Regions from separate parts of the Homo sapiens genome. Here region 2 is linked to region 1. A link is an interaction called in ENCODE POLR2A ChIA-PET data of the cell type or tissue named here. Cell type or tissue: CD4-positive, alpha-beta T cell. All regions are shown on one strand. Links, peaks and the distances in the headings refer to the core of each region. The heading gives the core; the rest is flanking DNA. Region 1 overlaps PITPNC1 (phosphatidylinositol transfer protein cytoplasmic 1). Region 2 overlaps PITPNC1 (phosphatidylinositol transfer protein cytoplasmic 1).

Region 1 (15,188 bases), core at 4,856-8,855:
CTAAGGAACAATGGCAATCCAGGGGCTGACACGGAAGGCATGGAAAATCAATGAGCACTCACTTTGACAAACAATTCTGGGTGCAGAATACCTGCCACAGGTTATAAATCACTTCATTTAAGTTTATCTTTTCAGCAGTGCACAGTGGATTACACCCATACATCACTTCAACCCCTTTTCTGCCCTGTTGACAAAGGACAAATTGAGAAGGATGGTGGGAAAGCTGGGAGAAAGAAACGAGAGAGATAGAAGAGCTCTGTTACTGGGCTGAGGCAGTAAAAGGAATACTTGTGATGATAAAGTAATTATTATTTTTTGTTTTCTAAGCTGCTGGTTCCATTTGTAAAAATCTTACAGGTCTGTCTGGATTTACCAATGAAGTTACCATGGGTTGGAAATAAAGGTAGCTATTTTTTCTAAACCCCTCAGGACATACTATATACCTACCGTCTCAACAAGATCTCGAAATCTTCGCTTTTCTGATAACGGGTAAGTTTATGGGCTTCACTGATGACACAGCATAGAAAGTGATGCCCGGAGAACCTTGATGTCCAGAACTCAATGTGGTAAATGGGATTCCTGGTTCAGAAATATGGCAACAAATTAAGATAACGTAGGGGCGGAATCTCCCACCACAAACACCTAGGAATGCTGGGTAAAATATAACCCCAGGAAGAAAGGGAAAAACAGAGTGAAAGTGTGTGAGCTAATTCTGGGATTGTTCTAGTAACTTCCAGACTTACAATTTAAAACCCAAGTGGACAAAGGAGGTGAAACCATGAGTCACCATGAAGCAGAGAGTTGGAACTAAAACCCCAAAGAGGCTGGGCACGGTGGCTCACGCCTGTAATCCCAACACTTTGGGAGGCCTAGGCGGGGCGGATCACCTGAGGTCAGGAGTTCAAGACCAGCCTGGCCAACATGGTGAAACCCCTTCTCTACTAAAAATACAAAATTAGCTGGATGTGGTGGCCCACACCTGTAATCCCAGCTACTCGGGAGGCTGAGGCAGGAGAATCGCTTGAACCTGGCAGGCGGAGGATGCAGTGAGCCAAGATCAAGCCATTGCACTCCAGCCTGGGCGACAAGAGCAAAACTCAGTCTCAAAAAAAAAAAAAAAAAAAAAGAAAAAGAAAAAAAAAAGCCCCAAAGAGAGTTAGGATCTTCAAAGAAATACTTCCCAGTGAAAAGAAAGACTAGGGGGAAAAATCATCCCCTGGTACAGGGGTCTAGGAGAACAATTTTGTGTTCTTGGGTTCTAAGTGAAAAAAACCTCTCCCCTGAAAAATGGATATCCCAAACCTGAGCCTTAAGCGGGGTGATCCAGGCCGTTCTAAACTAAGAAATTAACAGAAATATTGGCCCCAAGGCAGTGACACTCCTGAGATCTCTAGAAGAAGCAATGCAAATTGTTCTGAGCAATGCTAATTGTTCTGAAGGAGCCTCACTATCAGACCATGTAAGATTCCCACGGAAAAAAAATAACCCCCACTAAAGGTTAGTTTAGAGGAAAATTAAAAATTAGAATACACCATAAGCAGAAAACAGCAAATACAACAAACAAGATTATTAGAGCTCCAGGGAACTTGGAATGATAAAACTACAATTTGAAAGAGGGAGTACAATGTAAGTGTGCTTTAGACTGTTAAAGACAAAAAATGAGAAACTAAAACCCTGAGAAGAATATACTGGGAAAAAAGTAAGAGTCAGATGTGAAAACAAGCCAAATGGTACTTTTAGAAATAAATATTATAATTTTAAAATGCAATAGATAGATTAAATAGTAGATTAGACAGAAATGAAGAGAGAATTCAGTAAAATGGAAGACAGATCTGAGGAAATTACCCAAAGAGCATTAGAGAGGTCAATGAGGCATAAAAGAATAACTAAGGGCATAGAGAGCACAATGAGAAGGTCCATATGCATCTAATACAAGATTCAGATGATGAAAACAGAGATACGGTGTTAGTTTGGGTCCTCCAAGAAGCAGATGCTGAGACGAGATGTTGGGAAAAACACCTGTGAAGGAAAAAGAGGAGGAAGCAGGAGGAGGCAGGGAGAGCCTTCAGACCATGGTGTAGGTATGATGGAGAGAGAAGAAAGGAGTACTGGGTAGGAAGAGACTCAGAGTGAGACGCAGATGTAAGAAAGTTTGGTCACACTGATGGGGAGTCCAGGAGCCAATGTCATCCATGAAAGGATCCTACCTCCTGCAGCAGTGGGCCAGCACTGGTACCCCTGTCATATTCTGCCATCAGCTGGGAGCAGCCCAGGAGAAGCGTGAGTGAATCTGAGACATGGCCTCTGGGGCTCAGTCAACTATGCTTCCTCCAGCAAGACAACCGAGCAGCATGATTTTATGGCTGCCCCAGTGAAGGAGAAGCAACATTTTAAAAGATAATAGTTAAGGACTTACCAGAATTGTAAAAGTCATGAATTCTCCGTGTAAAGAATACCAAGTTCTAAGCAGAATAAATAAAAATGAATCCATGCACACAGGACTGAGGCTCCAGAATTTCAAAGACAAAGAGGAAGCCTAAAGAACAGCCAGATAGCCAGCGTGGTGGCTCCTGCCTGTAATCGCAGCACTTTAGGAGGCCCAGGCGGGCGGATCATGAGGTCAGGAGATCAAGACCATCCTGGCTAACACGGTGAAACCCCGTCTCTACTAAAAATACAAAAAAAATTAGCTGGGCCTGGTGGCAGGCGCCTGTAGTCCCAGCTACACGGGAGGCTGAGGCAGAAGAATGGCTTGAACCTGGGAGGCGGAGCTTGCAGTGAGCCAAGATTGCACCACTGCACTCCAGCATGGGCCGAATGAGCGAGACTCCGTCTCAAAAAACAAAAAACAAAAAACAAAAAACAAAAAACAGCCAGAGAGATATGGCAGATTACCTACAAAGGAAGAGCAATCAGACAGAAGACTTCTCAGTAACAAATGAGAGCTGAGCAGGGTTTGGCGGCACGAGACTATAGTCCCAGCAACTTCAGAGGCTGAGGAGGGAGGATCGTTTCAGCTCAGGAGGTCTGGGCTGTAGTGCACTATTCCAAACAGGTATCCACACTAGGTTTGGCATCAATATGGTGATCTCCCAGGATCAGGGGACCACCAGGCTGCCTAAGGAGGGGTGAAGTGATAGCCCAAGTCAAAACTCCTGTGCTGATCAGTAGTGGCCACTGCACTCCAGCCTGGCCAACATAGTGAGACCCCATTTCCAAATAAATAAGAAAAAAGAGGGTTGAGAAGTTGAGAAAACAAATGAGGAAAAGAAAAGTTGAGAAGACAAAGAAATACTATCTTCAGAGGGTTGAGGGGAGATTCTATACTAAGCTAAAAGAGAGTCATTGAAAGATGAGGACAAAGAAGCTGTTTTTAAACAAGAACTAAGTACATTCACAGGCTCTTACTAAAATGCACTAAAGTATATATTTTCAGAAAATAAAATGTGTACATAAAAGAGTACTTAGAAAGACGAGTAAAGACCCTAGTAAATAAAAATATATACAGTTTGGGCTGCACAAAACAACAAAAATAACAGTGAATAAAATACAAAATACAATAAAATACCAAAAAAGGAGAAATTAAAACACTAAATAAGAAAAAAACTGGGTGGGGGAGGTGATAGGGTAATTTCTGACTGCTATTTAAGTATACACATTGAATATTTTTAGGATAACAAAGCTAGTAGAGAGAAAAAGAGAAAACCTGGTAAAACTCAATTCAGTAGGAGACAGGAAATGGAGAAAAAACAGAAAAAGTATGGGAAATAGAAAGCATGAAATAAGACAAATAATTCAAAAAACATCAACAATTGCTATAAATGCAAACAGACTGAAATAGCTGGTTAAAAAACAGGTTATTAATAGCTGGTTTAAAAACCCAGACTCGAGATTTTTTTCTTAATTTAGCTATAAGCTATTTACAAGAGGCCCATCTAAAATACAACAACATACAAAACTTAAAAGTAGAGACATTAGAAAACATGTACCAGACAGAAACTGACCAAAAAGGGGAAGAAGACTGGAAGGGCTATATTAATATCAGTAAAAGCCTAAGGTAAAAGCATCATTAGGATCAACTGGTTCTTTACAGCCCACTTACTGGTTCTTAAGAATTAGACAAGTTACTTAAAGTTTTTGAGCCAGTTTCCTCACTTGTAAAATGGGATGATAATAATAGACTTGTTTTTGAATCTGGAATGTGTTTTTTAAAAGTAACAAATGCAAATACAGCAAAATGTTAACACCGATTTAATCTTTCTGCTGGGTACATAAGTGTACGTTTCATTATTATCTGTACATGTTTTATATATTTGAATTGTTTTTAAAATAAGAATGTTTTAATTTTTTAAGTTCACAAACCCAGTAACCAAGTAAAAATATAAGAGGGGCATTGAAACAACAGTGCTCCATACATCATCTGGGAATGACTAACTATACAACTTTCCTAGGAGACAACTTTGCAAGATACACCAAAGCTTTAAAAATGTAGATACCCAGCTGGGAGCGGTGGCTCACGTCTGTAATCCCAGCATTTTGGAAGGCCGAGGCAGGTGGATCACTTGAGGTCAGCAGTTCGAGACCAGTCTGGCCAACATGGTGAAACCCCATCTCTACTAAAAATACAAAAAAAACAAAAAAAAACAAAAAAAACTAGCTGGGCATGGTGGTGCGCACCTGTAACCTCAGCTACTCTGGCGCTGAGGCAGGAGAATCGCTTGAACCCAGGAGTCGGAAGTTGCAGTGAGCCGGGATTGCATCACTGCACTCCAGAGCGAGAGTCTGTCTCAAAATAAATAAATAAATAAAAATGTAGATACCCTGTCACCCAGTGATTAAATTTTGTAATTTATCCCAAGGAATGAATCAAGAGATGTGTATAAGCATGTATGTACCAGGTTATTGCTGAGTTCAGTCTAATGGTGAAAAATTCAAAACAGCATTAATGTTGTTGGAAATTGCTTTAGTAAATTTTAACACAGTATAACAGAATAGTATGTGGCCATTAAAATTCAGGTTATAGAAGAATATTAATGACAAGCATTGCATATTAATAGGTGAAAAAGATACAAAGCAGTATGCATAGTATGGGCTTGGGTTTTACTTTGAAATATGTGTAGGCTGGGTACAGAGGCTCACACCTGTTAACCCAGCACTTTGGAAAGCCAAAGCAGGAGGATCACTTGAGCTCAGGAGTTCAAGACCAGCCTGGGCAACATAGCAAGACCCCATCTCTACAAAAAATAATAAAAATTAGCCAGGCCTGGTGGCATGCAGCTGTAGTCCCAGCTACTCAGGGGGCTGAAGTGGGAGGATTGCTTGAGCCCTGGAGGTGGAGGCTGCAGTGAGCTGTGATTGCACCAGTGCACTCCAGCCTGGGTGACACAGTGAGACCCTGACTCAAAAAAAAAAAAAAAAAGGAAAATAAAAAATAATGAAATATGTGTATTATGTACACAATTGTCTGGAAGGCTATGGGGCAACATACTACTCATGAAACGTCTCTGGATGGTGGAGATTCTGAATGGCTTTTGTTTTATTGTGCTTTTTTGTGTTTTCCAAGTTTTCTGCAGTGAACATATGGTGCTTTGCAATTAGGAAAAAAGCAATCATCGTTTCTAAAGTAAACGGCAATAATTCAAGTTCATACTCCAATGCAGGGTCCACAAACTATATCCTGCAGGCCCTGCCACCCGTTTTCATACTGCCCATGACTTAAGAATGGTTTTACATTTTTAAATGGTTGAAAAAAAATCAAAAGAAGAATAAAAAGTATAATATGTCATTCTAAATCTTTGTGTTTAATCTATACAGCAACTCTGTGAAATAGGTACTATTATTCATTTTATAGATCAGGAAACCAAAGCTTTTAGATGGGTTATGTAAGTAGTGAAAGATCACATAGTTAATAAGTTGTTGAGCTGGAATTCAGACCCCAGAGTCTTACCCTAGAGCCTGTCCTCTTTTGGGTTTTGTTTTTTTTTTTTTGAGAACGGAGTCTTGCTCTGTGTCCCAGGCTATAGTGCAGTGGCACAATCTTGGCTCACTGCAACCTCTGCCTCCCGTGTTCAAGCGATTCTCCTGCCTCAGCCTCCCAAGTAGCTGGGATTACAGGTGCCCGCCACCAGGCCCAGGTAATTTTTGTATTTTTAGTAGAGACGGGGTTTCACCATGTTGGCCAGGGTGGTCTCCAACTCCTGACCTCAGGCGATCTGCCCGCCTTGGCCTCCCAAAATGCTGGCGATTACCGACGTGAGCCACCACGCCCAGCCCGAGCCTGTACTCTTAATGTGCTTCCCCCATGTGAAAAGTTCCCCAACAAATCAAGGGCAAATCAAGCCAGTACATTCTGGTGAATTCTCAGGAGGGAAGACCACTGCATATCAGAGAAGCTTTGTAGAAGAATGAGGCCACATTTCTACCATGATGATAGGAAACATTAACTCTGAACTTCCAATTAAGCAAAATGTTTTCCTCCCTCAAATAATTCAATTCTTCTCATTAGCAGACTTGTGTTACAGAAAATCGTACCCCATTACTATGTTTGGAGTTTCATCGATAAAAATTCATGGAAATTTGTTTTGTCTGTCGTTATGTAAGCACCTCCACAACGTCGCTGATGTTTTCTCTTGGCCCACAAAGCCTGACATATTTGTTTACTCTCTTTACAGAAAATGTTTGCAGACCCCTGCTCTAATTAACACAAAGAAAGAGGGCAGAGGGGAGTGGCAGGCGGTCACGGTATTGATGAGAATAATTCCCCACACCTGGAACTACAGAGTAGCCAATAACCCAGCTGGTTCTCTCCCAAGCTGCTCCACAAGCTCTTAGTCATTTCGAGATTGAGTTTCTTTCCTCCTCCTGCTCTGTCTATATTTTCTCCATTACCTCTCACCAAGGGGTAAGCAAAGCAAAGGAAAAAAAAGTAAAACTTAGTTCACTCAAGTTTAATACTACTTAGAAACTGACAAAAGGGAAGAGATTTGACTGGTACCTCATCTTTTGAGTTGATTCACCACTGTTTTCTGTTACCTAAAATATTTGAAAATTGGCCACTCCTACAAAGTATCAGTTTGCTCATTCACTCAACAAACCCTAAGCATTTTCCATGTACCCTGCCCCCGGACACAATACTGGATCAATCAGCTAGACAGAGTAGCTCACAGGTGAGCAGAAGCTTTATATATATAACAGCACAACACAACATGTTCTATAATGGAAAGCAGTTTTAAAAGAGTACAGGAAATGCAAAGTAAAACCACAGTGAGATACCACCACACACTCATTAGAATCGCTACAAACAAAAGACGGATAATACCAAGTACTGACAAGGATGTGGCAAACCCAAAACGCTCATATGTTGCTAGTGAGAGTAAAAAAATGCAAGAACTACTTTGGAAAACAGCCTGGCAATTTCTTTATAAGTTAAACATAAGTTTAATATAAGACCCAGTGGCCAGGCCCAGTGGCTCACGCCTGTAATCACAACACTTTGGGAGGCCGAGGTGGGTGGATCATGAGGAGTTCGTGACCATCCTGGCCAACATGGTGAAACCCTGTCTCTACTAAAAATACAAAAATTAGCTGGGCGTGGTGGCGCACGCCTGTAGTCCCAGCTACTTGGGAGGCTGAGGCAGGTGAATCACTTGAACCCAGGAGGAGGAGGTTGCAGTGACTCCAGCCTGGCGACAGAGTGAGACTCCATCTCAAAAAAAAAAAAAAACCCCAGCAATTCCACTCCTTAAAGTATCTTCCCAAGAGGAACGAAAGCACATGTCCATCCAAGAATTGTATACAAATGATCACAGCAGCAATATTCACAGTAGCCCCGAATTAGAAACAAATCTCTATCAACTGGTGATGAATAAACAAAATGTGGTACATCCCTATAATGGAATGCTATTAGCAGTAAAACAAGAACCAGCTATTGGCCAGGCATGATGGCTCCCGCCTGTAGTCCCAGCACTTTGGGAGGCTGAGGCAGGCAGACTGCTTGAGCTCAGGAGTTCGAGACTAGCCTGGGAAACATAGTGAGACCCCCGTCTATACAAAACAAAAATACAAAAATTAGCCAGGTGTGGTGGCATGTGCCTGTAGTCCCAGCTACTCAGGAGGATGACGTTGGGAGGATCACTTGAGCCCAGGAGGTGGAGGCTGCAGTGAACTGTGATTGCACTCTAGCCTGGGTGATCACAGTGAGACCCTATCTCAAAAAACAACAACAAAAAAAAAACCCAACCACTGATGCATTCAACAACACGAATGAACTCAAAAACTTTATGTTGAGTAAAAGAAGCCAGTCTCGGCCAGGCGTGGTGGCTCAGGCCTGTAATCCCAGCACTTTGGGAGGCCGAGGTGTGCGGATCACGAGGTCAGGAGATTGAGACCATCCTGGCTAGCATGGTGAAACTCCATCTCTACTAAAAATACAAAAATTAGCCAGGCGTGATGTGGGCACCTGTAGTGCCCGCTACCCTGGAGGCTGAGGCAGGAGAATGGCATGAACCCGGGAGGCGGAGATTGCAGTGAGCCGAGATCGCGCCACTGCACTCCAGCCTGGGCGACAGAGCGAGACTCTGTCTCAAAAAAAAACAAAACAAAAAAAAAAAAGGTCAGTCTCAAAGGACTACATGTTGTATAATTTTTATACGAAATTACTAGAAAAGACAAAACTATAGAGACGTAAATCACATCACTAGTTGCCGGGGATCAGGGTAAGAGCAAGAACTGACCACAAACAGGCAAGGAGGATGTTTAGGGGGGAATGGAAAGTTCTAAAACTGGACTGCGGTGATGGCTGCACAGATGTATGGATTTACTAAAACTTAAGAGCTTTTGTTGTTTTACTGAAACTTATTCATTTTACACTTAAGATAGGTGAGTTTATCATGTGCAAAAAAGAATTTTTAGCCAGGCACGGTGGCTCACACCTGTAATCTTAGCAGTCTGGGAGGCCAAGGTGGGTGGATCACCTGAGGTCAGGAGATCGAGACCAGCCTGGTCAACATGGCAAAACCCCGTCTCTACTAAAAATACAAATATTAGCTGGGTGTGATGGCGCGCGCGTGTAGTCCCAGCTACTCAGGAGGCTGAGGCAGGAGAATTGCTTGAACCCAGGAGGCGGAAGTTGCAGTGAGCCAAGATCGTGCCACTGCACTCCAGCCTGAGTGACAAGAGTGAAACTCTGTCTCAAAAAAAGGAAAAGAAATTAGATTCTGATATGGGCTACAGCTGAACCTTGAAAACATGCTAAGAAAAAGACGCCAGATACAGAAGAACACATAATATTGATTCTACTTTTATGAGGTACCTAGAATAGGCCAATTCATAGAGGCAGAACATAGGATAAAGGTTACCAGAGGGTGGGGGAAGGGGACATTGGGGAGTTAGTGTTTAATGGGTGGAATTTCTATTTGGAATGATGAAAAAGTTCTGAAAGTGAACAGTGATGATGGTTGCCCAGCATTGTGAAAATACTTAATGCCACTAAATTGTACAATTTACAATGCTTAAAATGGGCCGAGCATGGTGGCTCACACCTTCCCAGCACTCTGGGAGTCTGATGCGGGTGGATCACTTGAGCCCAGGAATTTGAGACCAGCCTGGGCAACACAGCGAAAATCTCGTCTCTACTAAAACTACAACAAATTAGTGGGCACGGTGGTGTGCGCCTGTAGTCCCAGCTACTCGAGAGGCTGAGGTGGGAGGATCGCTTGAGCCGGAGAGGGTGAGGCTGCAGTGAATTGTGATCACACCACTGCACTCCAGCCTGGGTGACAGAGCAAGGCTTCGTCTTCAAAAAAAAGAAACTTAAAATGGTAAATTTTTATCTTATACGTATTTTACTACAGCTTTTTTTTTTTTAACGAAGTCTCCCGTGCACCTTCAGGAGGAAGAGGGGCCTGTGACTTGCCTGTGGGCTCACTTTCAGGTGGCTATTTCTTCATCAGTTGAGTTCTTAACTGTCTCTAATTGATAGCAATTGAAGAAAACGCAGTTTGCATTCACACAGCCCATTGTCCAAATGCCTAAAGACATTAATTTGAAAAATACTGCAAGATTCATGAAACTGATTCTAAATTTACTTCTAAATCATAAGAGCAAACCTGAAATGTGGTTTTAATTGGGTTTACAGGAAGTATAAGTGTTGTTTATGTGACTTGTTCTTCTGTTTAACTGTTGGTAATCACTGGCTACTGCGCTTATCTCATTGCCAGACAGACAAGCAGTTAAGTAATTAAAATATTCAAAATCTGGCTCAGTGGCTCACCCCTGTAATTCCAACATTTTGGGAGGCCAAGGCAGAAGGATCGCTTGAGGCCAAGAGTTCAAGACCAGCCTGAGCAACATAGTGAGACCCCCATCTCTGCAAAAAGAATTTTTTTAAAATCTGAGCTAACAGAAAAAGAGTTTGTTTCCAATGCTTTCATTTTAACACTAACTGTGATAGAGGCATCAAAGAATTAACCTTTTAAAAGATAAATTAGCTTTCGTATTTGACTGTTTGGACAGCTAGCTGTATATGACAACTTTTTGTCCTTTTTCTCCACCCCAAAACAGAGAAACTTGTTGAGTTTCAATTCTCCGAGATGTCTAGATTCTAACGTTGAAGTTCTCATACAAGCAAAACCTCCCAGCAATGGTACATGTCTTGTCAAGGTAAAGACAGAAGATTTTTTTCTTTGCTATCTGTCAAGAAAATAAAAGGGTGTGCCTATTACTTTAAGTAACATTTTCTTTTTCCTTTAATGAAAAGTGTTATGCTTATTCCAGTGGCAGTTTAACAAGGAATCTCGGGTCGTCAGCAAGGCTTCAAAATAGGTGATTAGAACACTACAGGCTGATAGACTCCAAATTAAATTGACAATACCCAATCTAAGCTTCAAAAGATGTGTGTATCGGCACCACCATCAAAAGCAATTCTCTGAGTCACGTTTAACTTCTCCCAAACTCTGAGCCTTTCCAACTAGAACACGGAAAAGGAAAGAAATGCAAGATAAGGCACTTTGCTGTGTCACTCCTTAGAAAGTCAGAGAAAATTAAATAAGTACAACCAAATGGATTTATTGCTTGGGTGACGATCTTCAAGTGACAGGGAAAAAGAATAAGAAAATAAAAATGTTAGCACTGAATAAGGAGCAGAACAATAAATACTTAGAAGATCAATGTACCTGGCTGAGCATGCTGGCTCATGCCTATAATCCCAGCATTTTGGGAGGCCGAGGCGGGAGGATTGCCTGAGGTCAGGAGTTCGAGAGCAGTTCGGCCAACATGGCAAAACCCCGTCTCTATTAAAAATACAAAAATTAGCCAGGCATGGTTGCATGCAACTGTTATCCCAGCTACTGGGGAGGCTGAGGCAGGAGAACCACTTGAACCCGGGAGGCGGAGGAGATCGTGCCACTGCACTCCAGCCTGGGTGACAGAGCAAGACCCCATCTCAAACAAACAAACAAATAAACAAGAAAGATTGATGTACCTGCCTCTCCAGCCTAGTAAGTATGGCCTAGGTAAGTATGGTGATTTTGACTGTGGAAGGTGAGAAAGAACTTTGCACCAGAAGATAAGAGCCCACAGGAAAGACTGGAAGCACTGGACTCTGACAGAAGAGAATGGTCCAGTGGTTCTAGAGGGGTTCTAGAGAATGGTCCAGTGGAGCGGAGAAACGGAGGTGAGATTAATCAAGGTAGAGACCAAGATAAAGCATGAAGCACCCCCAACGGCAGGTTCATGAACGAGGACCACCAAGCGGTTTTCTAGGCTGCAGCTACATGCCAGCGAAGAAGTCTCTGCACCCTCTCCTGCAAGTCAGGGAAGCTGCCCCAGTTCTCAGAGCACCTGGTTCCAGGTGATCAAATCACTTTCCTCTGGGTAGAAGAACCCCCACATCCACACACTCAGTGACACATAAAGACTGTGACCAAAAGCAAATGAAAACACCTAAATTAAGCCCCCAAAATCATTTAAAATAAGGCTTTATAGAAAAGTCATGCAGCCGGGCGCAGTGGCTCATGCCTGTAATCCCAGCACTTTGGGAGGCCAAGGCGGGCGGATCACCTGAGGTCAGAAGTTCGACACCAGCCTGACCAGCATGGAGAAACCCCTGTCTCTACTAAAAATACCAACATTAGCCTGGTGTGGTGGTGTGCGCCTTTAATCCCAGCTACTCCGGAGGCTGAAGCAGGAGAATCGCTGGAACCTGGGAGGTGGAGGTTGCAGTAAGCTGAGATCGCACCACTGCACTCCAGCCTGGGCGACAGAGCAAGACCCCATCTGAAAGAAAGAAAGAAGGAAGGAAGGAAGGAGAAAGAAAGAGAGAGACAGAGAGAGAAAGAAAGAAAGAAAGAGATAGCTGGGATCCCAGAGACAGAGAGAGAAAGAAAGAAAGAAAGAGATAGCTGGGATCCCAGGTAAAAATTTCAGGAAATAAACACCTTCAAAGCAGGGGTTTGTCCCTTCATAGTATCAAAGACAACAAAACAGGCTTCCACCATTCCAAGGACTGTCGCGTAAGACCTCTGCTGACTCCAAGCAGGGATGGCACCATGTCCGAGGCACCAAAAAAGAGACCCAGGATGGGCGTGGTGGCTCAGGCCTGAAATCCCAGCACTTTGGGAGTCTGAGGTGGGAGGATCACTTGGGCCCAGGAGTTTGAGAACAGCCTGGGCAAGATGGTGAGACCCCTGCCTCTACAAAAAAATTTTAAAATTATCTGGGCGTGGTGGTACATGCCTGTAGTCAGCTATAATTGTACCACTGCACTCCAGCCTGGGAGACTCCATTAAAAAAGAGAGAGAGACCCGGAGCTAGTGAGGGAGACAGGGTTTATTGAGGACTTACATAAGGGGCATTCCAGGGGCAGCAGGCTGGACAGGAGAACCACTGCTGTTTGTACTAAGCATGCAGTTTATATTGTGTTTTTCACTTAGCACCCTCCCACCTAGCAACCTCCATTTAACCCAAAGCAAAGGGCCTCCATCCCCTAGGTGGCCTGCATTCCAAGGAACGAGCTAGGGGTTCGGATGTCTGTCATAGATAAGGAGTGAATCTCCAGGTTGGCCACTCTCCGATTCCTTAGCTTGGAAGTCCAAACACACATTCTTCTTAGATCCTAGGGTCATTCTTTTTTTTTTTTTTTTTTTTTTTTTTTGAGACAGAGTCTCACTCTATGGCCCAGGCTGGAGTGCAGTGGCACAATCTTGGCTTACTGCAACCTCCACCTCCTGGGTTCAAGCGATTCTCCTGCCTCAGCCTCCCCAGTAGCTGCGATTACAGGTGCCCGCCACCATACTTGGCTAATTTTTGTATTTTTAGTAGAGATGGGGTTTCACCATGTTGCCCAAGCTGGTCTCAAAGTCCTGACCTCAAGTAATCCACCCACCTCGGCCTCCCAAAGTGCTGGGATTACAGGCGTGAGCCACCACGCCTGGCCAACCTTAGGGTCATTCTTAGGATGTGCTTCGGTTATGGCTGTCAGGTGCATCTGCCATACAAGGCCCCAGATCCACCATTCAAAAACCCACCATTCAATGGACCCAGAGAGGCTTATTCTGCTGGGGACTTGGGGTGCAGGAGTTTTGAAACCTGCACAAATAGTCAACCCTCCCTTTACAAACACTAAAGTATCTCTCTTTGTCCTCCTAAGAGATTCTGGGATGGCAAGACAACAATAGGCTCACTCTGTTCTATTTCTCGTAGCATAAATTAAAAAAAAAAAAACCTTAATGAGGAAAGAAATTATTTTTGTACCATACTCCTAATGCTCAATGTCTGTGGGTTATCCTGGTGAAGCTGGCATATTCTTTTATTTTCCTTTTTTTTTTTCTGAAAACAGAAGAATTTCTTCCTTCTTTAGGCAGAAAGGACTGCAGCAAAAGAATCGGTTGTACCTTAATTTTAGAAAGTCCTGAAGAGGCAGGTCAAGAAACCAATACGGAGCACACTACCACTTGTGACCTCAGGACATGCGCACACAGAGAAGAATCAGTCAAAGAAGGCTGGGTGTGGTGGCTCACGCCTGTAATCCTAGCACTTTGGGAGGCCGAGGCGGGTGGATCATGAAGTCAAGAGATCGAGACCATCCTGGCCAACATGGTGAAACCCCGTCTGTACCAAAAATACAAAAATTAGCTGGGCATGGTGGCGCACGCCTGTAATCCCAGCTACTTGGGAGGCTGAGGCAGGAGAATTGCCTGAACCCGGGAGGCAGAGGTTGCAGTGAGCCGAGATTGTGCCACTGCACTCCAGCCTGGGCGACAGAGTGAGATTCTGTCTCAAAAAAAACCAAAAAAAATACAAAAAAAACAGCCAAAGATACCTAGAGTCTGATTGGAACTTCTGGAGCAATTTAAGCCCTATGCTCCAAATGCCTAAAGAATGGCCTCTATTTATGCACAGTTCAAAAGACCTCATTGCATCAGAAGGCAGCTTCCTGAATGAGATTGCCGCTAATTCTCTCAGCAGGAGAAATCCACTCCCATGAATAACAAAGTTTCGCTCTGTTATTCATAATAAGGATTAAACCCAGTGGGATAAAATGTACAGTTGCCAGGTCATCTTGGGGTAGGGCTGAGTATGGAAAACATGAGTTCTCATTTCTCCCCAACTAACGAATGCCTGGTAGTTGGTGCAGGTAACAGTTTCTTTAAATGCACCTGTCACAATTCCTTTTGCTACTAAAGGAGAAATTAGTTAACAAGGAAAGTACATTGAGAGACAGAACTAAAGCGCTCTACAGAAATATTACCACTGGCCTTTACTCCATGTCACAAGTGTGAATGCAACCCTTCAAAATAATACCTAGTTACTGTTGGGGCTCAGAAAGCGGTATCCCAAAATATGGCGCTTTGACATGCTGAATTGAGGAAGAAGCCTCAATGTATCTCTGATCTTCCTCCCTTTCCCATCATTTCTGTCCTCCCAAAACACAGAATAAAAGTTATTCTCTGGAGTTCCCTTATCTGCCTAACGTCTAGACCTGGCAAAAAAGAAAACAATCACCTCTGATCCATTCCCTCCCTGAGTTTTCATTAACTGAACCCATATCACAGGGCAAAACACTGAAGTCGGTCAACACACCTGGAAAGATTTTTGTCACAAACCATTGTCTGCCCAAACAGACTTTGTCCCAAGCCATTGTATGTTCTTCAAGCTCATTGAATTCCCCTAAAAATCATCTGTTACCTCCC
Region 2 (15,188 bases), core at 2,510-6,509, 53 kb after region 1:
GCTCAAATGATCCTCCCACCTCAGCCTCCCCAGTAGATGGGATTACAGTCATGAGCCACTGCGCCTGTCCCTAAATCTGAATTTTTTTTTTTTTAAACGGAGTCTTACTCTGTTGCCCAGGCTGGAATGCAGTGGCACGATCTTGGCTCACTACAACCTCCAACTCCTGGGTTCAAGTGATTCTCATGCCTCAGCCTCCCAAGTAGCTGGGATTACAGGTGTGCGCCATCATGCCTGGCTAATTTTTGTATTTTTAGTAGACACAGGGTTTCACCATGTTGGCCAGGCTAGCCTCGAACTCCTGACCTCAGGTGATCTGCCTGCCTCGGCCTCCCAAAGTGCTGGGATCATAGGCGTGAGTGACGGTGCCTGGCCCTAAATCTGAATTTAAATGACCATAAACTGGTAGTCATCCTCAACGAAGCAACCACCATGTGCAAAGCACTATAAAAGCTCCTATAGGGAGTTAAAAAAAGAGGCAATAACAAACATAATCCTACAAGCAACCCATAATCTACACCATGCCTGGCCACCAGCTCCAGAAAGCCATAAACCAGCTTCCCCATAGAATAATCTTAGCCAAGCTTTTGTCATTCCCAGCAGCAGCTACTAGTTTAAGCAACTCATTTCAAACAATTAAAATATTAAATATGTTTTACTTTGTGCTTCAAAAATATATTTTGAAAATATCTTTCATCTCCCTTTTATAAGTCTGCTTTTAAAGAACTCAGGATGGATGCAGGTTTAGAGCATGCTTGGTGAATTGTAAAGAACTTCTTTACAAGGCTCAGTTTTTCACTTGAAGTCATGTATTTTTAAAGCCCTGACTTAAATGATATCTTTAGATTATCACACATTCTCATCTAGGTTCTATTACATCTGAGTTTCTGAATATTCATATAATGACATCTTAAAGTGCCTGTTTGCAAGACACAGTCTAGATAGACATATTTTTCTAAAAAACAATCAAGGTTTCCCTCAAGATTTATAATAGCTTGAAGGTAATCTAAAATTGTATCTACGTTTCTGGCTTTACAAAAGAATGGCAAATGCAAATAATGTTAACTTGAACAGTCATTTTCCACTGAGAATGTTCATATTCTTAATTTACATTACAGTTTTGAAGATATATGCTCCAGAAATGTTACCATTCCAGTAAATAATTGAGGAACATATCCCCATTTTAGGATATTTAGTATATCGGTACAAATAACTTGACAATGAATTAACATCAACTTCTCTTTGGTTATGCAAAACAAAGGTGTTGTTGGAATGGAATTTGTAGCCAAAAAGCCCAGGGATTTTGTTTGTTTGTTTTGAGATGGAGCCTGGCTCAGTCGCCCAGGCTGGAGAGCAGCGGCGCAATCTCGGCTCACTGCAACCTCCACCTCCCAGGTTCAAGGGATTCTCCTGCCTCAGCCTCCCAAGTAGCTGGGATTACAGGCACCTGCCACCACACACGGCTAATTTTCGTATTTTTAGTGGAGACAGGGTTTCAGGATGTTGGCCAGCCTGGTCTCAAACTCCTGACCTCAGGTGATCCACCCACCTCAGCCTCCCAAAATGCTAGGATTACAGCCGTGAGACATAACGCCAGTCCAAGCCCAGGGTTTACACCCAGCTCTGCCATTAATGATGGGGGTAATTTTGTCAAATCCTCTAAGCCTCAATTTCCACGTCTGTTAAATGAAGATAATAGGATCCACCTTGGAGGATAACTGCAAAATTGAAATGAGATGATTAACACATTGGGCCTGGCCCACTAGAATGTTCCATAAATGTTGGCCCTCTGTGTTCTCCCTTCCCCTTAAAGCAAAGCCTTGGTAAATAAATGTCCACACGGACACATATATAATTATGATTAAATGTTTATACACTAAAAAAGTTGGCTTCACCATTTTCTAAATTTTCTCCTCTGCATACAAAATTATAATCTTAAACTGTTTCTCAAAATATCTAACGAGAACCTTATTTTAAAAATCAAAACAAATGAGGAAGTAGGGAATAGTTCATTTTTAGCCTTATGAATATAATTGAGGGTTTCATTTCTACACCCAAATACCTACTGGTTTCTGCAACAAAGGAAAGCAGTCATGACTTTTTTTTTTTTTTTTTTTTTTTGTAGAGATGAGGTCCACTGTGTTGCCCAGGCTAGTCTCCAACTCCTGGACTAAAGCAATCCTCCCGCCTTGGCCCCTTGGGATTACAGGCACAAGCACTTCACCTGGCCAGACCTATGTTTTATGATTTAGATGTTACTGAAAAGTCAGTGACTTAGAGAAAGACACAAAGGCATGCTTATCACATCTGCCACGAAGCTAAGAAGAACGGTTAATACAGATATAACAGAAGCAAGAATCAAAAACGTGGTCAGGCTAGGCGCGGTGGCTCACGCCTGTAATCCCAGCACTTTGGGAGGCCAAGGTGGGCAGATCACTTGAGGTCAGGCGTTCCGGACTAGTCTGGCCAACATGGTGAAACTCTGTCTCTACTAAAAACACAAAAATTAGCCGGGCATGGTGGTGGGCACCTGTAATCCCAGCTACTTGGGAGGCTGAGGCAGGAGAATCACTTGATCCAGGGAGGGGAAGATTGCAGTGAACAGCGATTGCGCCACTGCACTCCAGCCTGGGCGACAAAGCGAGACTCCAACTCAAAAAACAAACAAACAAACAATAAAAACATGTGGTCAAACTTGAAACTAGTGGATGCCATTCATTGCATTTGTTTCAAAGTCCTATGGTTACGGCTGCTGTGGTATGGCTGCTTGTTTTCGGCAGAACACATACCCACAGGTTAGAGAGACAGCTTTGTCAGGAAATGGCGGAGGGGCGGGGGATGGGGGGTGGAGAAGACCAAGTGTAACTGACCACCTTGTCAGAAGCAGCCAGCAGTTTGATGCGGCTTCTGAAAATGACAGTGCTAGTGTTAAAGCTGAAGTTCCAGTGGTTTCAGCACTGGTCCTCCAATATCTAAGATCAGTAAATAACGGCCCATGGGCCAAATGCAGCCCATAGCCTGTTTTTGTACGCCTCTCCAACTACAAATGGGTTTTGCATTTTTAAATGGTTGGAAAAGAAAAAGCAAAAGGCACATAATATTTCGTGGCATGTGAAAATTTTATGAAATTCAAATTTCAGTGTCCACAAATAAAATGTTACTGGAACACAGCCACGCCTATTCATTTACATGTTGCCCTATGCCTGCTTTCATGTTACGAGGTCAGAGTTGAGTAGTTGCAACAGAGACCTTACGGCTTGCAAGTCTAAAATATTGCTATCTGGCGGTTTGCAGAAAAAGTTAGTTGACCTCTGCTGTAACGCATTGCGTTCAATATTTTCTAAAGGGCAATAAGAAAGAGGAACCACAGGAATGGTGAGGGAGACAAAAGCATTTCATAAATTCAATCTGAAGGAATTGAGAGTAGCAAGCCAGTGGAAGAGAAGATCAAAGGAGAACAATCTAGATTTCTTTTCTTTTCTTTTTTTTTTTTCTTTGAGGTAGAGTCTCACTCTGTCTTCTAGGCTTGAGTGCAGTGGCGCAATCCCGGCTAACTGCAACCTCCGCCTCCTGGGTTCAAACAATTCTCTGCCTCAGCCTCCTGAGTATCTGGGATTACAGGCGCCCACCACCAGGCCCGGCTAATTTTTGTATTTTTAGTGGAGATGGGGTTTCACCATCTTGGCCAGGCTGGTCTTGAACTCCTGACCTCATGATCCACCTGCCTCGGCCTCCCAAAATGCTGGGATTACAGGCATGAGCCACCGCACCCAGCCAACATTATAGATTTCTTTAAATGTTTAAAGAGTCAGCATGTGGAAAGGGCTTGTGTTTGTCACTATAGTGGTAGAAACGATCCTGAAAGCTCTAAGGAGTCAGATACCAACTAAACATGAGAAAGCATCTTCCAACAAATCAAAGTGGAAAATCATAGAGGTTGTATTACCAAAAAGAGCCCACACCCAAGCGATGGCTGGTATTAAGCCCAAAGGCAAGATGATTGCCATCCAAGATTATCATAGAAAGGACTCTTAAGTGGGTAGGAAGTTTAACTGGTTTAATACTCAGGTTCTTTCCGTGATTTTATCTCAAAAGAAAGAAAACTGGCCAGGCGCGGTGGCTCACGCCTGTAATCCCAGCATTTTGGGAGACCAGGGCGGGCGGATCACTTGAGGTCAGGAGTTTGAGACCAGCCTGGCCAATATGGTGAAACCCCGTCTCTACTAAAAATACAAAAATTAGCTGGGTGTGGTGGTGCATGCTTGTAATCCCAGCTACTCGGGAGGCTGAGGCAGGAGAATTGCCTGAACCCGGGAGGTGGAGGTTGCAGTGATGCAGTGAGCCGAGTTGGCACCACCGCACCCCAGCCTGGGTGACATGACAGAGTGAGACACCATCTCCAAAAAAAAACAGAAAGAAAGAAAACAATCATAATTGGCAGGTGAAAGCGTAACGAACAATTTCTGCTACCACATTCACGAAGGATTAGACCCTACAGGGAAATCTACTTTTATTATATATTTATATATGTATTTTATTATATATAGTTATATGTAATAAATATATATCGATTAAAATGGGCATGTTAAAAAGAGGCCTTTCATTTAAATAGAGTACATCAGCTATAAGAAGAATCACATTAGGAAAAGAAGGGTTATTTTTAGAAAGAGGGCTCTGGTTACAAAAAATAAGGAAAGGACATCCACTGCTAAATAAAATGAGCTGAAATCTTTCCTTGTGTTACTACAGGAAATCAGCACGGCACTACTTGAAAGAGGAAAAAAGTCTATATATAAAACGGAAAGGGGGAGGAATGCGTTTTAAAAAAATGCTAAACTATAAACTACAGTTAAGGGCACAGTCATGTGACTTATTTGCACCAGACTTCTTCGCAAAATAGTTTTGCAAATGACTTCCCAAAGCACAGCCACCTGTTAGGCTGTTATTTTGGCCTATTTCCAATGGCAATCTTGTCACCCGAGCAAGAGACACACCACCATAGCAACATAAACATCAGGGTGCTGGAATGAAATTTAAAGTAGCAATTTATAGCCCCTGCAGGGCTGGAAATAAACTAATCCTTAAGCCTTTATGACTATGACACAACATTCCCACTGGGCAAAGTTAGATCCCACGGACATCTCAGGATTTCCCATAGGCCATTTGGAAAGCAGAGACTCCAAAATACCTATGGCACTAGAGGGTCCCCCTAAAATAAAGGCATTTTAAAGTGTGAAACAGTACCTAGCCCATCATGATCACCAGGTGTTTTCACACTCCCCACAAATGGACAATGACCATGACCCCTTGTATTTGCAGAGTAGGCTCCGTATTGCATGAGATCAGCCCCTAATACAGGCCAAAAGAGGGCATTTGACAGTTGAGAAAATTGACAGGTGAGGCCCAGGAAAATGAGTCTTTCTCAATCAAATCATTGATATCACACAGCAAGGACTGACTAGGTCTTCCGTGTCCACACTCTTCCACAGTATTGCACCAACCCCAACTCCGGGCAACTTACAGGTACTTTGGCTCAGGGAGATAAAATGCAAAGGTGTTTCATCAAATGAAAAGGTAGAGTAAAATGAAAGAAAAATCAAGTTTGAAAGTGACTATGCCTGTTTTCAGGGGTAAGTTTTTGCACTGTTGGAATTTGCCATTTGATATTGGAATACATTCTTAAATAAATGTGGTTATGTTATACATCATTTTAATGCACATTCTTTCACTTTTTTTGCTAATGACTTATTACTTGCTGTTTATTTTATTTTAGACTATGGAAATGATGTTAGACAAAAAGCAAATTCAAGCGATTTTCTTATTCGAGTTCAAAATGTGTGGTAAAGCAGCGGAGACAACTCTCAACATCAACAACGCATTTGCCCCCAGGAATGGCTAAAGAATGCACAGTGCAGTAGTGGTTCAAGAAGTTTTTCAAAGGAGACGAGAGCCTTGAAGATGAAGCTAGTGCCCAGCCATTGAAAGTTGACAACGACCAACTGAGAACAACCATCAAAGTTTACCCTCTGACAGGCACAGTGGCTCACGCCTGTAATCCCAGCACTTTGGGAGGCCGAGGTGAGCAGATCACAAGGTCAGGAGTTCGAGACCAGCCTGGCTAACACAGTGAAACCCCGTCTCTACTAAAAATACAAAAATTAGCCGGGCGTGGTGGCATGTGCCTGTAATCCCAGCTACTCGGGAGGCTGAGGCAGGAGAATCGCTTGAACCCAGGAGGCGGAAGTTGCAGTGAGCCGAGATCGCACCACTGCACTCCAGCCTGGGAAACAGAGCGCGACTGCGTCTCAAAAAAAAAAAAAAAAAAAAAAAAGCTGATCCTCTTACAACTACACGAGAAGTTGCCGAAGAACTCTGCGTCAACCACTCTATGGTTACTCGGCCTTTGAAGCAAATTGGAAAGGTGAGAAAGCTTCATAAGTGCATGCCTCATGAGCTGAGCGAAAATCAAAAACATTGTCGTTTTGAAGTGTTGTCTTCCCTTACTCTATGCCACAACAATGAACCATTTCTCGATCGGATTGTGACGTGCAATGAAAAATAGATTTTATACGACAACTGGTGATGATCAGCTCAGTGGTTGGATTGAGAAGAAAATCCAAAGCACTTCCCAAAAGCCAAACTTGCACCAAAAAAAGATCCCGGTCACTGGTGGTCGCTGCTGCTGGTCTGATCCATTACGGCTTTCTGAATCCTGGGGAAACCATTACAGCTGAGAAGTATGCTCAGCAAATCGATGAGATGCACCAAAAACTGCAACTCCTGCAGCCGGCACTGGTCAACAGGAAGGGCCCAATTCTTCTCCACAACACCCAACTGCACGTCGCACAACCAATGCCTAGAAAGTTGAACCAATTGGGCTACAGAGTTTTGCCTCCTCCGCCATATTCACCTGACCTCTTGCCAACCGATTACCACTTCTTCAAGCATCTCGACAACTTTTTATACAGAAAAACGCTTCCACAACCAGCAGGATGAAGAAAAAAATGCTTTCCAAGAGTTCGCTGAATCCCGAAGCACAGATTTTTACATTAAAGGAAAAAACAAACTTATTTCTCATTGGCAAAAATGTGTTGATTATTTTGATTAATAAAGATGTATTTGGGCCTAGTTACAATGATTTAAAATTCATGGTCTGAAACCACAATTACTTTTGCGCCAATACTTGCTATGGGAGGGGATAAATTACCAGGACTTAAAATTTGAACACTTTTTTTTTTTTTTTTTTGGAGACGGAGTCTCGCTCTGTCGCCCAGGCTGGAGTGCAGTGGCGCGATCTCGGCTCACTGCAAGCTCCGCCTCCCGGGTTCACACCATTCTCCTGCCCCAGCCTCTCGAGTAGTTGGGACTACAGGTGCCCGCCACCACGCCCGGCTAATTGTTTGTATTTTTAGTCGAGACAGGGTTTCACCATGTGAGCCAGGATAGTCTCGATTTCCTGACCTCGTGATCGGCCCGCCTCGGCCTCCCAAAGTGCTGGGATTACAGGCGTGAGCCACCGCACCTGGCCTTGAACCCTTTGAAGTATTGATGCAAAAACAAGTGGTCAGCTATGGCCAAATTCGCAATTCAAAAAGATCCAAGAAAGCAAGTTGAACATCCTGATTGGAGATGGGACACACCCAAACGTGTGTCTTGAGGTGGCTGCAAAGTCCTCCGGTCTGAGCCAGTGTAAGCAGGTTTTACCCCAGCCCATGATTTAGAGAGATGTTCAGTGCAGATCCTGAGCTCAGCAGAGAGCAACATAAGCCTGGACTCCAGCCCTAAAATCCCAATCCATTAACCCCCGACGTCATTTCTCCACTGCATCTTTTTACTTTGTTCTTAACTTTTCTCAAAAAGAGAGGTGTGGAAGACCCTCAGGGCAGTTCCTTCTCCAGGTCTAGAGAACAGATTTTTGGCCAGGACAGCACTGAGGTGGCCATTCTGGAGATGAAAAATAGATGAATCCGTGATGAAGCTTCTGTGATACCAGGGATCTGGCTGCTTTTGATCTCAGAACCAGTACTGAACTCTCTCTTTAAAAAAATAAGATGGTCACGGCCAGGCGTGGTGGCTGACGCCTGCAATCTCAGCACTTTGAGAGGCCGAGGCGGGTGGATTACCTGAGGTCAGGAGTTCGAGACCAGCCTGGCCAACATGGAGAAACCCCGTCTATACTAAAAATACAAAAATTAGCCGGGCGTGGTGGCAGGCGCCTGTAATCCCAGCTACTTGGGAGGCTGAGGCAGGAGAATCGCTTGAACCTGGGAGGCAGAGGTTGCAGTGAGCTGAGATCACACCATCGCACTCCAGCCTAGGGGATAAGAGTGAGACTTCGTCTCAAAAAATAAATAAATAAAAATAAATTTAAAAAAATAAGATGGTTGCCAGGTGAAATGGCTTATACCTGTAATCCCAGCACTTTGGGAGGATGAGGCAGGAGGATTCCTTGAGCCCAGGAGTTGAAAAACAGCCTGGGCAACATAGCAAGACCCTGTCTCTAAACTTTTTTTTTTAATTAGCCCAGTGTAGTGGCACACACCTGTGGTCCCAGCTATTCAGGAGGCTGAGGCTTGAGCTCAGGGAGGTGAAGGCTGCAGCGAGCAGTGATTGCACCACTGCACTCCAGTCTGGGCAACAGAGAGACCCCATCTCAAAAAATAAAAATAAGGCCAGGTGTGGTGGCTCACGCCTGTAATCACAGCACTTTGGGAGGCCGAGGCTGGTGGATCACCTGAGGTCAGGAGTTCAAGACCAGCCTGGCCAACATGATGAAACCCCGTCCCTACTAAAATACAAAAATTAGCCAGGTGTGGTGGCCGGTGCCTGTAATCCCAGCTACTTGGGAGGCTAAGGCAGGAGAATTGCTTGAACCTGAGGGCAGAGGTTGCAGTGAGCTGAGATCACGCCACTGCACTCCAGCCTGGGCAACAGAATGAGACTCCATCTCAAAAATAAAGAAAGAAAGAAAAATAAAAATAAAAAATAAGATGGTTTCTGACAAACATAACCTAAATGTAAAAGAAACAACTCCTAGAGAACATGGTCAAAAGGCTGAGCACCTACGTAAATAATGGCTAATTTTAAATTTACTTAACCTTTCCAAAGTGTTTTTCCTGAAAAGGCTTAAGGGGATTATTCCATTTGGACCTCTAATAGCCTAATTACCTTAAAAACACACAAGCACACACAACCACCACCAAGCTCCTTTTCAGACAAATTTTGGCAAAAAGAAAAATCTCAAAGTATGCCCATATCTGCAGTACTATAAGTCATGCTGCTGAAAAGCATAATTACACTCAGCTGTGTCCAAGTTTCCGTCAAACGCAATCCAAAAGAGGTGAACTATTAAGTCCTGAATCTAAAGATTTTTCATTTTGAACATGATGCTTCTTCATGAGCAGCAAAAACATAATATTAAAAAATGAGCATTTGTCATGGCCTTCAATAGCCCAGGGTTTGAGTCTCCAGCCCGCACAGTACAATCTGTACCCCGATGACTAAATGCAATTCTAGTTACCAAACTCCTGGCACTTGGGTGGGGGGGCAGGATTTAAAAAATCACATTTATATCTTTAAACCTATCTCATTTTCACAGTGTTTTTAAGTATTGAGAAAAACCACTTTCATCCACTGCGTCACTTTTATGGAGGCTACAATAATCCCGAATGATGATTCATGTGGGATGTAAGGGCCACATCAGTCTTTTCATCAGCACCAGCATCACTGTTATTATTTTAAGTCAGGGAAAACTCAGCAAAATGTTCTTGATGGAGGGCCACGCCACCAGGGAACTAACTATAGGAAATTTACACATTTCAGAAGACATGCTCCTCAGCTCAAGCACAGACTTCTCTAGTGATAACCCCTGTTTTCAAAACTACCTGTCCAGGCCAGGTGTGGTGGCTCTCACCTGTAATCCCAGCATTTTGGGAGGCCAAGACAGGAGGATTGCTTGAGGCTAAGAGTTCGAGACCAGCCTGGGCAATGTAACAAGACACCTCCCCGCCCATCTCTACAAAAAGAAAAAAATTAGCCAGACATGGTGGTGCAGACCCGTTGTCCTAGCTACTCAGGAGGATAGCATGAGCCCAGAAGTGTGAGGCTACAATGAGTCATGATGGTGCCTGGGCAACAGAGTGGGACCCTATCTCTAAAAAAAAAAAAAAGAAAAAACCTGTCCAGATAAGCAGGTGATTACAGATCCCTTTTCTCAGCCATCTATCCAGTGATGTTTTTCTACTTTAGTTGCTAATTACCAGTTTAATAAGAGCGTTGTTTTCTATAACTTTTAAAATATATACATAAATAGATATGGGGTCTCACTATGTTGGCCAGGCTGTTCTTGAACTTCTAGGCTCAGTGATCCTCCTACCTCATCCTCCCAAAGTGTTGAGATTATAGGTATGAGCCACTGCTCCTGGCAACCTTTTTTTTTTTTCCTCGAGACGGGGTCTCACTCTGTTGCCCAGGCTAGAGTGCAGTGGCACAATCTCGGCTCACTGCAAGCTCCGCCTCCCGGGTTCACACCATTCTTCTATCTCAGCCTCCCCAAGTAGCTGGGACTACAGGCGCCCGCCACCACGCCTGGCTAATATTTTGTATTTTTAGTCGAGACGGGGTTTAGCCAGGATGGTCTCGATCTCCTGACCTCATGATCCACCCGCCTCGGCCTCCCAAAGTGCTGGGATTACAGGCGTGAGCCACCGTGCCCGGCCTTAACTGTGTAACATTTTCATTCTTGTCAGTTCTCCTAGTGATGTCTACAAATAGAGCTTTCAACTCCCTATAGCCAATGACCTGGGCTTTATTAGATTTTATAGTACAATGGTCCTGCCACTTTCAAGTAGCAGTTTGTCATGAACACTATCCAAGAAAGTATCTAGAAAAATGTTGGTCTTCAGAGTTTCAATCCAATCTGAGAAGCATTTTCCTACTAGGGAGAAAAGGTGTTTATTTAACCCTTACTGTTACCAAAACATTACACATTTACAACACAAAGGTTAAAGAAGGCCAGGCTTGGTGGCTCATGCCTGTAATCCCAGCACTTTAGGAGGTTAAGGCGGGAGGATCACTTGAGCCTAGGAGTTTGAGACCAGCCTGGGCCACATAACCAGACCCTCATCTCTTCTGTGATACTGGGGATTTGGCTGCTTTTGATCTAAGAATCAGTACTAAACTCCCTCTTTAAAAAATAAGATGGGTCGGGCATGGTGGCTCACGCTTGTAATCTCAGCACTTTGGGAAGCTGAGATGGGTGGATCATGAGGTCAGGAGTTTGAGAACAGCCTGGTCAATGTGGTGAGGCCCCATCTCTGTGAAAAATACAAAAATTAGGCGGGTGTGGTGGCGGGTGCCTGTTCAGTTTCAGCTACTCGCGAGGCTGAGGCAGAAGAAAAAAGAAAATGTTACACGGTTAACTTATTCATACGCCATTACACTGACTTAAGTTATATTTTTCTCTTGAGTTAAACATTTCTAAAATCCCAAAAAATAAGCTAACATTTTAACTGGTCTTCCTTACTCAGAAAAGGGGTCTAAATAATGTCTATTTCTACCTGCTACAGCACTGTCTTTAGTCAAATATTCTGTCTTCTACCTTAAGAGAACACTGGTCAGTGCCAACCCTGCTTCTTTGAAATGCTTCTAAAGTCAGTATATTTCTGCTTTAGTAAGTATTTCTGTTAAATGATGATACAGTAATATTTCTAAATTAAAATTGCCAAGTATTTCGCTGGCTGCAAAAGTGAAGGTCACTGAGTCATTAATGCCACCCAAATACAGATATGCGTCCATGTTGTCATTTTCTTCCTTTGACAGAGGGCAGAATTCAGAAAAAAATTCTTATGAGCTTCCATTAAAGTTTATTGGGTTTATTTCAAGAAACGATGAATGAGTTTAATGATAAGTAATAACCAATTAAAAAAAAAAACCTGATCAGATACCTAGAGTAGTCAAATTCACAGAGACAGAAAGTAGGATGGTGGTTGCCAGGGGCTTTGGGGTAGGGAGAAATAGGGATTTAGGGTTAAATGGATACAGAGTTTCAATTCTGCAAGATGAAAACTGTTCTGAAGATGGGCGGTGGTGATGGCTGGACAACAATGTAAGTGTACCCAATTCTACTGAAACTGTACACTCGAAAAGTTTTAAGATGGCAAATGTTATGTGTATATTTTTAACACATTTTTCTGCTTTTTTTTTTTTTTTGAGGTGGAGTCTTGCTCTGTAGCCCAGGCTGGAGTGCAGTGGTGCGATCTTGACTCACCACAACCTCTGCCTCCCAGGTTCAAGCGATTCTCCTGCCTCAGCCTCCTGAGTAGCTGGGGTCACAGGCGTGCACCACCATGCCCGGCTAACTTTTCTGTATTTTTAGTAGAGATGGGGTTTCACCATGTTGGCCAACTCCTGACCATGGTTTCCAACTCCTGACCTCAAGTAATCCGCCTGCCTTGGCCTCCCGAAGTGCTAGGATTACAGGTGTAAGCCACTGCACCCAGCCATTTTAACACATTTTTTAAAAAACAATAAACATTAATAAAAAACTCACCAGGATATACACATCCAGTGAAGTGCAGTCCTCTTCAAATAGTTCCTTTTAGGTGACAATATGTTTATTTCAATAGTGCTGATACAAAGCAAAACATCTTTGACTCTCCCCTGGGGAATCTAGGGCAGGTTTAGGGGTGCTTTTTTTCATTGTTTTTAACATTCCTGATCATTTTGAATTTTGAAAAGTCTTTTAGAGTTCCAATTTCAAAATAATAATCGTGTTAAATTTTAAAATATTTATTTTAGCCAAGCGCAGCGGCTCACACCTATAATCCCAGCACTTTGGGAGGCCAAGGCTGGTAGATCACTTGAGCTCGGGAGTTTGAGACCAGCCTGGGCAACATGGCGAGACCCCGGTCTCTTTAAAAAAAATTATTTTAGTCCACATGCAGTGTGACTATAAAAGAATAATGTTAATCTCCCTGTGTGATTTAGAAACTGGATCTGGAGGCACTGCTAGTAAAAGTGAGCTGGGGGTTTCCAAGGCGCAGCCATCTTGGATGGAAGGGTAAATCTATAACTCTGAATAGTACACTCTGATCATTTTTAATACCTTCCAATTTGCTTACCTCCACCGGAAGAATTTTAAGTTTTCAACTAAATGTGCCAAAGACATGATGGTATCGCTTGTGTGTTCCCATCATTTTCAGATACTAATTTTGAGAAACTCACAGGTGCTCATGAACTAACATCTCTGCTGATGATGCCTATGAAAGCCAAAGGTTTTTACTGCCATTAAAAGGAATAATTTCCAAGAGTGTAGGGGTGGTTCTCTTTTTAGAGCACGAAATACAAAAGTTATTTTCGAAGAGGAATATGATTCATTTATCAGAGTTAAACTGAAGAATGTCACTTGGTTTAATACTTAAGTAAAATGGATCATTTGATGGGAGATAAAATTTCTGGACCACTTTCTTCTCTTACTGGGACAGAACATCTACCTTTCCCTAATTATTTCCTTTGATAATCCTGAAGGGTTATTTAATCTCTAAGAAATTGGATTTTTTGGCCCGGTGCGGTGGCTCACTCCTGTAATCCCAACACTTTGAGAGGCCGAGGTGAGCAGATCACCTGAGGTCAGGAGTTCGAGACCAGCCTGGCCAACCTGGTGAAACCCCATCTCTACTAAAAATATAAAAATTAGCCGGGCGTGGCGGTGGGTACCTGCAATCCCAGCTACTTGGGATGCTGAGGCAGGAGAATCACTTGAACCCAGGAGGCGGAGGTTGCAGTGAGCCAAGATCACACCACTGCACTCCAGCCTGGATGACAATGTGAGACTCCATCTCAAAAATAAATAAATAAATAAATACATAAACTAGTTATTTTCAACATAAAAACACACAAACTAGTGCTCAGAAACACCTGGATTTGGCCTTAATACAGCAAATATAATCAGAACAGAATGTGTGTGTTTTTGTGCCTGTGTGTGTGTGTAAGATGACATGGGGCGGGGGAACAGTCTTTGGAGATTAGCGGCTTAGATTAGGTACTTAAACAACATTATTATAGGGTATCATCAAATTACATTTGTTGGCCAATCTTATTTCTCTGAGTGATTCAGTCTAGGAAAGAAACAACACCCTAAAGATGGTCAGATATGATGCTAAAGGAATTAAAAAGGGTTGATTTTTTTTTCTTTGCTCAGGAATAAACAGGAATTCTAGAAGGTCAAACTTCACCCAAACTTAAAAAGATTAAACACACACACACACACACACACACACGCTAAAAAAGTCATTAGATCAATCTGACCAAGAACTTACGCTGGCTACATGTTTAGATACATGAGTCGACTTCCACTAACGTCCGATGAGGAGTTTTAAGAGAGTCCCCTTTGTCAAAGTGCTGGGAAATGAAAGAATTAGTCACTTTCATGCTTGATGTCAGAATCTTGGTGAGCTCTGGCTTCAGTATTACTAAGTCAACAAACAGTCTTGTATAATGTGGCTCAGGCAGTCAGCCAGGAAGTGGTTGGTGACCCCAGACTCCCTCCTCCACTATGGTTTGCAAAGCCAGTGGCCAAGACAGTGTGTCCTCTGCAGTGGCGCTCTCCTCTAGCAATACGCCACCTGGGAGATTTGCCCAGCAGAACCTGGTGTGATTTTGCCATCCTAGACAGACACTATTGAGATGAGGTTTAAATAGCCAGTTAGCCACCCTTAGAATAAAGCCCTTGATGGGAAGGCTTAAGGACATCTGCCAGACAAACATCAATAAGGCAAAGGACTTACGTGCCATGTGGAACCATCTCCTCCTGAATGTGTATTCTGGGATTTATTCTGCTAACACGTGATTTCCCATTCAATGCTCACGGAAAGCAGAGATATGCACCTGGAGCCAGGGCCAGAACAATCCTAGGTTCCTTTGGAAGCTGGTTCTTCCACTCATGATGGCCACAGCCTCCATGCCCTTGTGGGGACTCCTAAGGATCCTGAGTTCTGACAAGAAAGGTTCCACAGACCCCTGCAGCCCTGTAGCTGGCCTTAGGGCAGCTATTCAAGCCATGATTACTTTTTTCCCTCTAAGTATCATGTTCTGACCTAAATTGCAGTCATTCTGGTCCAAATCTGGTAGATTTTTTTCCCACACTGCTGCAGGAGAGAACCTCCTCCTCTGGAAAGCTGTCTAAATTC

The links. ChIA-PET counts read pairs that join two places held together with the same protein. Peaks named below come from ENCODE experiments on the same cell type or tissue, not always from the same donor. Only the 100,000 strongest peaks of a DNase experiment are listed, where the experiment ranks them.
Region 2: POLR2A ChIA-PET joins it to region 1 with 5 read pairs; 12 of 35 experiments call an interaction of 5 or more read pairs at or near these places.

The regions. Positions count from the first base shown.
Region 1 is chr17:67,445,052-67,460,239 of GRCh38, reverse strand. All of the region lies in intron 1 of PITPNC1 (phosphatidylinositol transfer protein cytoplasmic 1), which reads right to left. It also overlaps the pseudogene RN7SL756P. Among named protein-coding and RNA genes, the nearest start is that of MIR548AA2, 19 kb to the left of the region's middle. RefSeq lists an enhancer at 14,162-14,720. In CD4-positive, alpha-beta T cell, for the core only: no CTCF peak of the experiment used is centred there; a DNase peak (open chromatin) is centred at 7,299; H3K4me3 peaks cover 718 bases; H3K27ac peaks cover 3,438 bases.
Region 2 is chr17:67,390,152-67,405,339 of GRCh38, reverse strand. All of the region lies in intron 1 of PITPNC1 (phosphatidylinositol transfer protein cytoplasmic 1), which reads right to left. Among named protein-coding and RNA genes, the nearest start is that of PITPNC1, 20 kb to the right of the region's middle. RefSeq lists silencers at 2,893-3,187, 14,268-14,337 and an enhancer at 12,916-12,965. In CD4-positive, alpha-beta T cell, for the core only: no CTCF peak of the experiment used is centred there; DNase peaks (open chromatin) are centred at 4,929 and 6,399; H3K27ac peaks cover 1,939 bases.